Regions from separate parts of the Homo sapiens genome. Here region 1 is linked to region 2. The links are chromatin contacts, found by Hi-C or POLR2A ChIA-PET in ENCODE. All regions are on one chromosome and are shown on one strand. Each heading gives the region's core, a stretch centred on a gene start or an enhancer-like site at or near the end of the contact. The rest is flanking DNA. Distances are from core to core; before and after follow the strand shown.

Region 1 (2,756 bases), core at 191-2,690, 52 kb before region 2:
AAGAAGTGCCAGGGCAGAAGTCCAGCTATGTGACTATTACTACATCCAAGAGAGAAACAGGGATCCACAGACTAGCGCGGTGGGTGGCGTGAAGTGCGGGGAGATCCTAGATGGATGTGTTTGACGGCAGTGCCAACGAGATTCGCTGATGTGCCAGACATGGGCTCTGAGAGAGCGGGGAGGTCTTCGGCTTCAGCAAACGGAAGACAGAGCCGCGATTAATTGAGACGAGGAGTCAGCAGAAGCAGCTGGTTTGGAGGGAATATCAGAACGTTTGCTATTTGTTTTCATTGGGGTGCAACAGACATAACATAAAATGTGCTCTTTTAGCCACTGTGAAGGGCACAGTTCTGTGGCCATTACTACCTTCACACTGTTGTGCAGCCATTGCCACCACCCATCTCCAGAACCAGGGCAGGAAGCCCGGGCACTTCGACACTGAGTTCCATAGTGGAGCCGGGTACAAGTTGGCCTAAAGATAGGGTTATAGCCAGCTGGGCGTGATGGCTCACGCCTGTAATCCCAGCACTTTGAGGGGCCGAGGCGGGTAGATCACCTGAGGTCAGGAGTTCGAGACCAGCCTGGCTAACATGGTGAAACCCCCATCTCTACAAAAATACAAATATTAGCCAGGCCTGGTGGCGGGCGCCTGTAGTCCCAGCTACTTGAGAGGCTGAGGCGGGAGAATCAGTTCAACCCAGGAGACAGAGGTTGCAGTGAGCCAAGATCACACCACTGTGCTCCAGCCTGCGTGACAGAGCGAGACTCCATCTAAAAAAATAAAATAAAGATAGGGTTGTCAGATGTCCCTCTTCTCCAGGGACAGACCAGATTCTAGCCATTGCCCTATAATTAATAGCGGCTCTTCTCACTCTGGAAAGTGTTCTAGTCTGGGTGATAACATGGCCACCCCTCTTACTCTGAAGTAAGAACTCCCAGGCAGCATCTCTTGTAAAGTAAAGATGCAGAGCTTCAGGGACTCAGAACCTCCACCTGCGCTCCTCCACTACAGGCACATCTCAGTTACTTGGACCCAGTTCAAGGATGGGTGAAGGCCTGTTTTTGCCAATGACTAAACAACCTTGGAGAAGTCTGTGCACATCGGTCGCTATGTCCTTGGTTCTGGCAGGAAGCAAATGTAAACTCCCAGTCGTGAGGGCAACCACATAGCCTTGGGTCTCCTTTCCTCCTCGACTCACTGGTTCTGACGCACTAAACAAATGATAAGCCTAGATTGCTAGTCTTTGGCTGTGATATCTCCTGCTAGAACTTCCATCTCTCCCACAGCCTACCCTGTGGGACCATCTGCTTCTTTACAGCAAATCTCACCTCACCTGTTGACATTTACATGCACATGCCAAAACTAAGAGAAAGCCTGAAGAATGTGGGACATGAGGAGCTGGGATGTTCCTGGGTCGCTCCACGCTTCATGAGTCAGGCAGGCTGGAATGTGGTTGAAAATCAGGGAGTTATGGATACACATTCCAAAGTCCCCGGTGACATGTTCAGAATGAACGGAACTCCATGACAGGCAAAAACAACAGCCCTTGTTTAATTCTGAAGTTTACATGCACATTGGCACTGTTCTATCCTAACCTTTTGTTTCCATGGAAACCATTTATGATACCACAAAAAGAGGATTCTGACCAAAGTAAGGAAGGAATAGCAGCAATGGAAACTTGCTTTCAAATGAGCTTCAGGTAGAGGGAAGGACAGGGAAAAAAAAAAACAAAGAAACAAAATGTGGAGCCTGATACGGTTTGGATTTGTGGCCCTGCCCGAATCTCATGTCAAATTATAATCCCCAATGTTGGAAGATGGGCCTGGCGGGAGGTGATTGGATCATGGGGGCAAACTTCCCCCTTGCTGTTCTCGTGATAGTGAGTGAGTTCTCGTGAGATCTGGTTGTTTGAAAGTGTGCAGCACCTCCCCCTTCGCTCTCTTTTCCTCCTGCTCCAGTCACGTGGGACGTGTCTGCTTGCCCTCCACCTTCCGCCATGATTGTAAGTTTCCTGAGGCCTCCCAACCATGCTTCCTGTACAGCCTGTGGAACCGTGAGCCAATTTAACCTCTTTTCTTTATAAATGACCCAGTCTCAGGTAGTTCTTTATAGCAATGCAAGAACAGACGAATACAGAGCCATGCCCAGAGCTATTGTTAGGGAGAATGACTCTCTCCGGATGCCCTAGGATGGATGTTTGTGGCCCACTCCTACCAGAGTTGATTCTGACGATCTAGCTGGCTGAGTAACCCTTCCAAAAACTGCTTTACCCTTATGTTTTCTTTTCTCAAGAAAAAAAGTGTTGTTCAACCAAGGGGAAAGCACTCTCTGTTGTAACCCAAGCATGCAGAGGCATGGGGTGGAGGAGCAGACGTCACCTAGAGTATTAGTTTCCTGAGCCTGCTGTAATAAACTTGGTAGCCTAAAACAATAGAAATTTATTTTCTTACCGCTCTGGAGGTCAGAAGTCCAAAATCTGGGTGTCAGTAGATCCACGCTCCCTTTGAAGACTGTAGGACAGACTCCTTCCTTGCTTCTTCTGGTATCGGTGACTTGTTGGCCTGTGGTTGCTTCACTCCAATCTCTGCCTCTGTCTTCTCATGGCCGTCTCCCCTGTGTCTGTGTCTCAAATCTGCCTCTACCTTTTTCTCATAAGGACACCTGTCAGTGGAGCTAGAGTCCATCCTCAATCCAGAATGATATCAAGATCCTTCATTACATCTGCAAAGACCCATTCTCGAAATACGGTCCCTTT
Region 2 (2,700 bases), core at 120-2,619:
GGGTTGATTCTGGTAATGGCTGGCAACTGCCATGGAAACCACGTAACTCATCTCCTGCAGGTGTCACTTTCAGATGTTAGATTACACCCAGAGTTGCATCCTTCGGCCCAGATCATCTGCAGTTTGGTTTTTGTCTGCAGTCCTTTACATTATTTATATTTTACTTTTCCCTGTCTCTGACATCGGTTTTATAGTATATGAGAAAGTCAGCCTGTATTAAAAGCAGTAATATGGTCAAGATCATGAAAAACTAGCAAAGGTTTAGAACTGTCACAGAGCAGAGAAGACTAAGGACACCTCGTGTCTAAATGCAACGTGGAATCTTGGATTGGATCCTGGAACAGAAAAAGGATGTTCGTAGAAAATCTAGTGAAATCTGAACCCTAGGTTTAATTAGTAGAAATGTATTAATGTTGGTTTCTGAGATTTGAGAGCTCTTCCATGGTTATAAAAGGTGCTAACATTGGGGGAACCTGGGTGCAGGCTATACTAGAAATTTCTGTACTGTTGTTGTAGCGTTTCCAAATCATTTTCTAAAATTATCCCAGAAGAAAAAGTTTACTAGCTAGAACCAGATGACACTTTTCAAATGATGTCGCTTAACCCTCCTCATTTTATAGCAGGGAAACTGAAGCTTAGAAAGGTGACTTGCCTGAGGTCTCCCAGGAGGTTTGAGGTCCTGTCTGTCCTCCTTCCATTATGCCACCTAGCTTTTGGATATCTCCTCATTCCTTTCATCAATAAAGTCAGTCTTCTTGGTGGTTGTTTTTTTGTTGTAGAGATGGGGTCTCACTATGTTGCCCGGGTTGGTCTGGAACTCCTGGGCTGAGTCGGTTTTCTTTTCCTTTTTTTTTTTTTTTTTTTTTTTTGAGATGGAGTTTCGCTCTTTCACCCAGGCTGGAGTGAAGTGGCACGATCTCCGTTCACGGCAACCTCTGCCTCCTAGGTTCAAGCAATTCTCCTGCCTCAGCCTCCCGAGTAGCTGGAATTATGGGCGCCCGCCACCATGCCCAGCAAAATTTTGTATTTTTAGTAGAGACAGGGTTTTGCCATGTTGGCCAGGCTGGTCTCAAACACCTGACCTCAGGTGAGCCCCTGCACCTGGCCGCTCAGTCAGTTTTCTGGTTAGCATAGGGATAGACCTAGTTGGTGAATGCTCCAGTGAACAGCAGTTGTATGGATTCATGAGCTGCATGTGATACACTCTGTCCATGAGAAACATTGAAAATGTCTGGTATTTATCAACTGTCATGCAGCTTTGGATGCTGTGTTCCCAGATGCCTCTGTCTGTAAGGGTTGCTGATAAGGAGAAGAGCGGCTCACAGCTGGCTTAGTCCTGTTCCCCTCTCTGGCATCATGTATTCTGTTTAAAGGAAGATATAAATAATCAAGGCTGGCAGAGGCCTGTGGGAGCTGAGAATGAAGTGCCCTGCCCTGCTAAGTGTCTTCACCGCTCCAGAAAGGCTGGCCATTTTGGCTTTGCTGTTAGCTCTGATTATGTACCAACTATTTGCAAAATTTGTGTAAAATATGACTAAAAATGGAATGATCTGCCACCTTTGGATTATTTGCGTTCGTAATTCATCACAGAATGTAACAGAGAGAAAGTAATTTTCAGCTGTTAGTTCAGTCTTCAAAGATGAAACAGCTAAAATTCCTGAAAATGAATCTTTTCCTGCTGCAGCCTTTGTGAAGCTTCACACTTTCCAGGCTTTGTTTTCTTTTTTCTCCTACAGGGTTTGAGTCCAGGATTTTAATTCTCAGCAGCTAGCAAACCTGTTTCTGAAAAAAATAGTAGTGTATGGGCATATTCATGGGCCTGCTTATGTCACTGATTAAAGTTATGGCGAATCAAACTTTCATTAAAATCTGCATTTTTTAAAACTAATATCCTGTTGAATAGAACACTCAATTATAAAATTTCTATCCAGGCCGGGTGCAGTGGCTCACACCTGTAATCCCAACACTTTGGGAAGTCAAGGCAGGTGGATCACTTGAGGTCAGGAGTTCAAGACCAGCCTGGCCAACATGGTGAAATGTCATCTCTACTAAAGATAAAAAAACTGGCTGGGTATGGTGGCACAAGCCTGTAATCCCAGCTACTCGGGAGGCTGAGGCAGGAGAATTGCTTGAACCCTGGAAGCGGAAGTTGCAGTGAGCTGAGATCGCATCGCTGCACTCCAGTCTAGGTGACAAAGCAAGACTCTGTCTCAAAAAAATAAAATATTAAAATAAAATAAAATATCGCTGGGCGCAGTGGCTCACGCCACTTTGGGAGGCCAAGACAGGCAGATCACGAGGTCAGGAGAACAAGACCATCCTGGCTAATACTGTGAAACCCAGTCTGTACTAAAAATACAAAAAAATTAGCCGGGCGTGGTGGCGGATGCCTGTAGTCCCAGCTACTCGGGAGACTGAGGCAGAAGAATGGCATGAACCCATGAGGCGGAGCTTGCAGTGAGCTGAGATTGCACCATTGCACTCCAGCCTGGATGACAGAGTGAGACTCCATCTCAAAAAAAAAAAAATGGCCAGGCGCAGTGGCTCACGCCTCTAATTCCAGCACTTTGGGAGGCCAAGGCAGGCGGATCATGAGGTCAGGAGATCAAGACCATCCTGGCTAATACGGTGAAACCCCGTCTCTACTAAAAAAAATTAGCCGGGCGTGGTGGCAGATGCCTGTAGTCCCAGCTACTCAGG

What was found. A loop is a pair of places that touch in the nucleus more often than their neighbours do. ChIA-PET counts read pairs that join two places held with the same protein, here RNA polymerase II (POLR2A).
Region 1: a map of endothelial cell of hepatic sinusoid shows a loop between it and region 2 (7-fold over the local background). The contact joins the promoter of LINC01672 here to the enhancer-like site in region 2. A Hi-C loop is called at or near these places in 1 of 168 maps with a recorded cell type or tissue (endothelial cell of hepatic sinusoid). POLR2A ChIA-PET finds 5 or more read pairs at or near these places in 1 of 52 experiments (activated CD4-positive, alpha-beta T cell).

What each region holds. Positions count from the first base shown.
Region 1 is chr1:6,723,429-6,726,184 of GRCh38, reverse strand. It overlaps LINC01672 (long intergenic non-protein coding RNA 1672), which reads right to left and starts at 1,440. Exons shown (of 2, transcript NR_104620.1): 1 at 1,335-1,440.
Region 2 is chr1:6,671,365-6,674,064 of GRCh38, reverse strand. The region is part of intron 3 of DNAJC11 (DnaJ heat shock protein family (Hsp40) member C11); the gene reads left to right. Among named protein-coding and RNA genes, the nearest start is that of DNAJC11, 29 kb to the left of the region's middle. Within about 2 kb of position 1,369, at least 2 of the 41 ENCODE cell types and tissues checked have a DNase peak (open chromatin) inside an H3K27ac peak, as active enhancers do.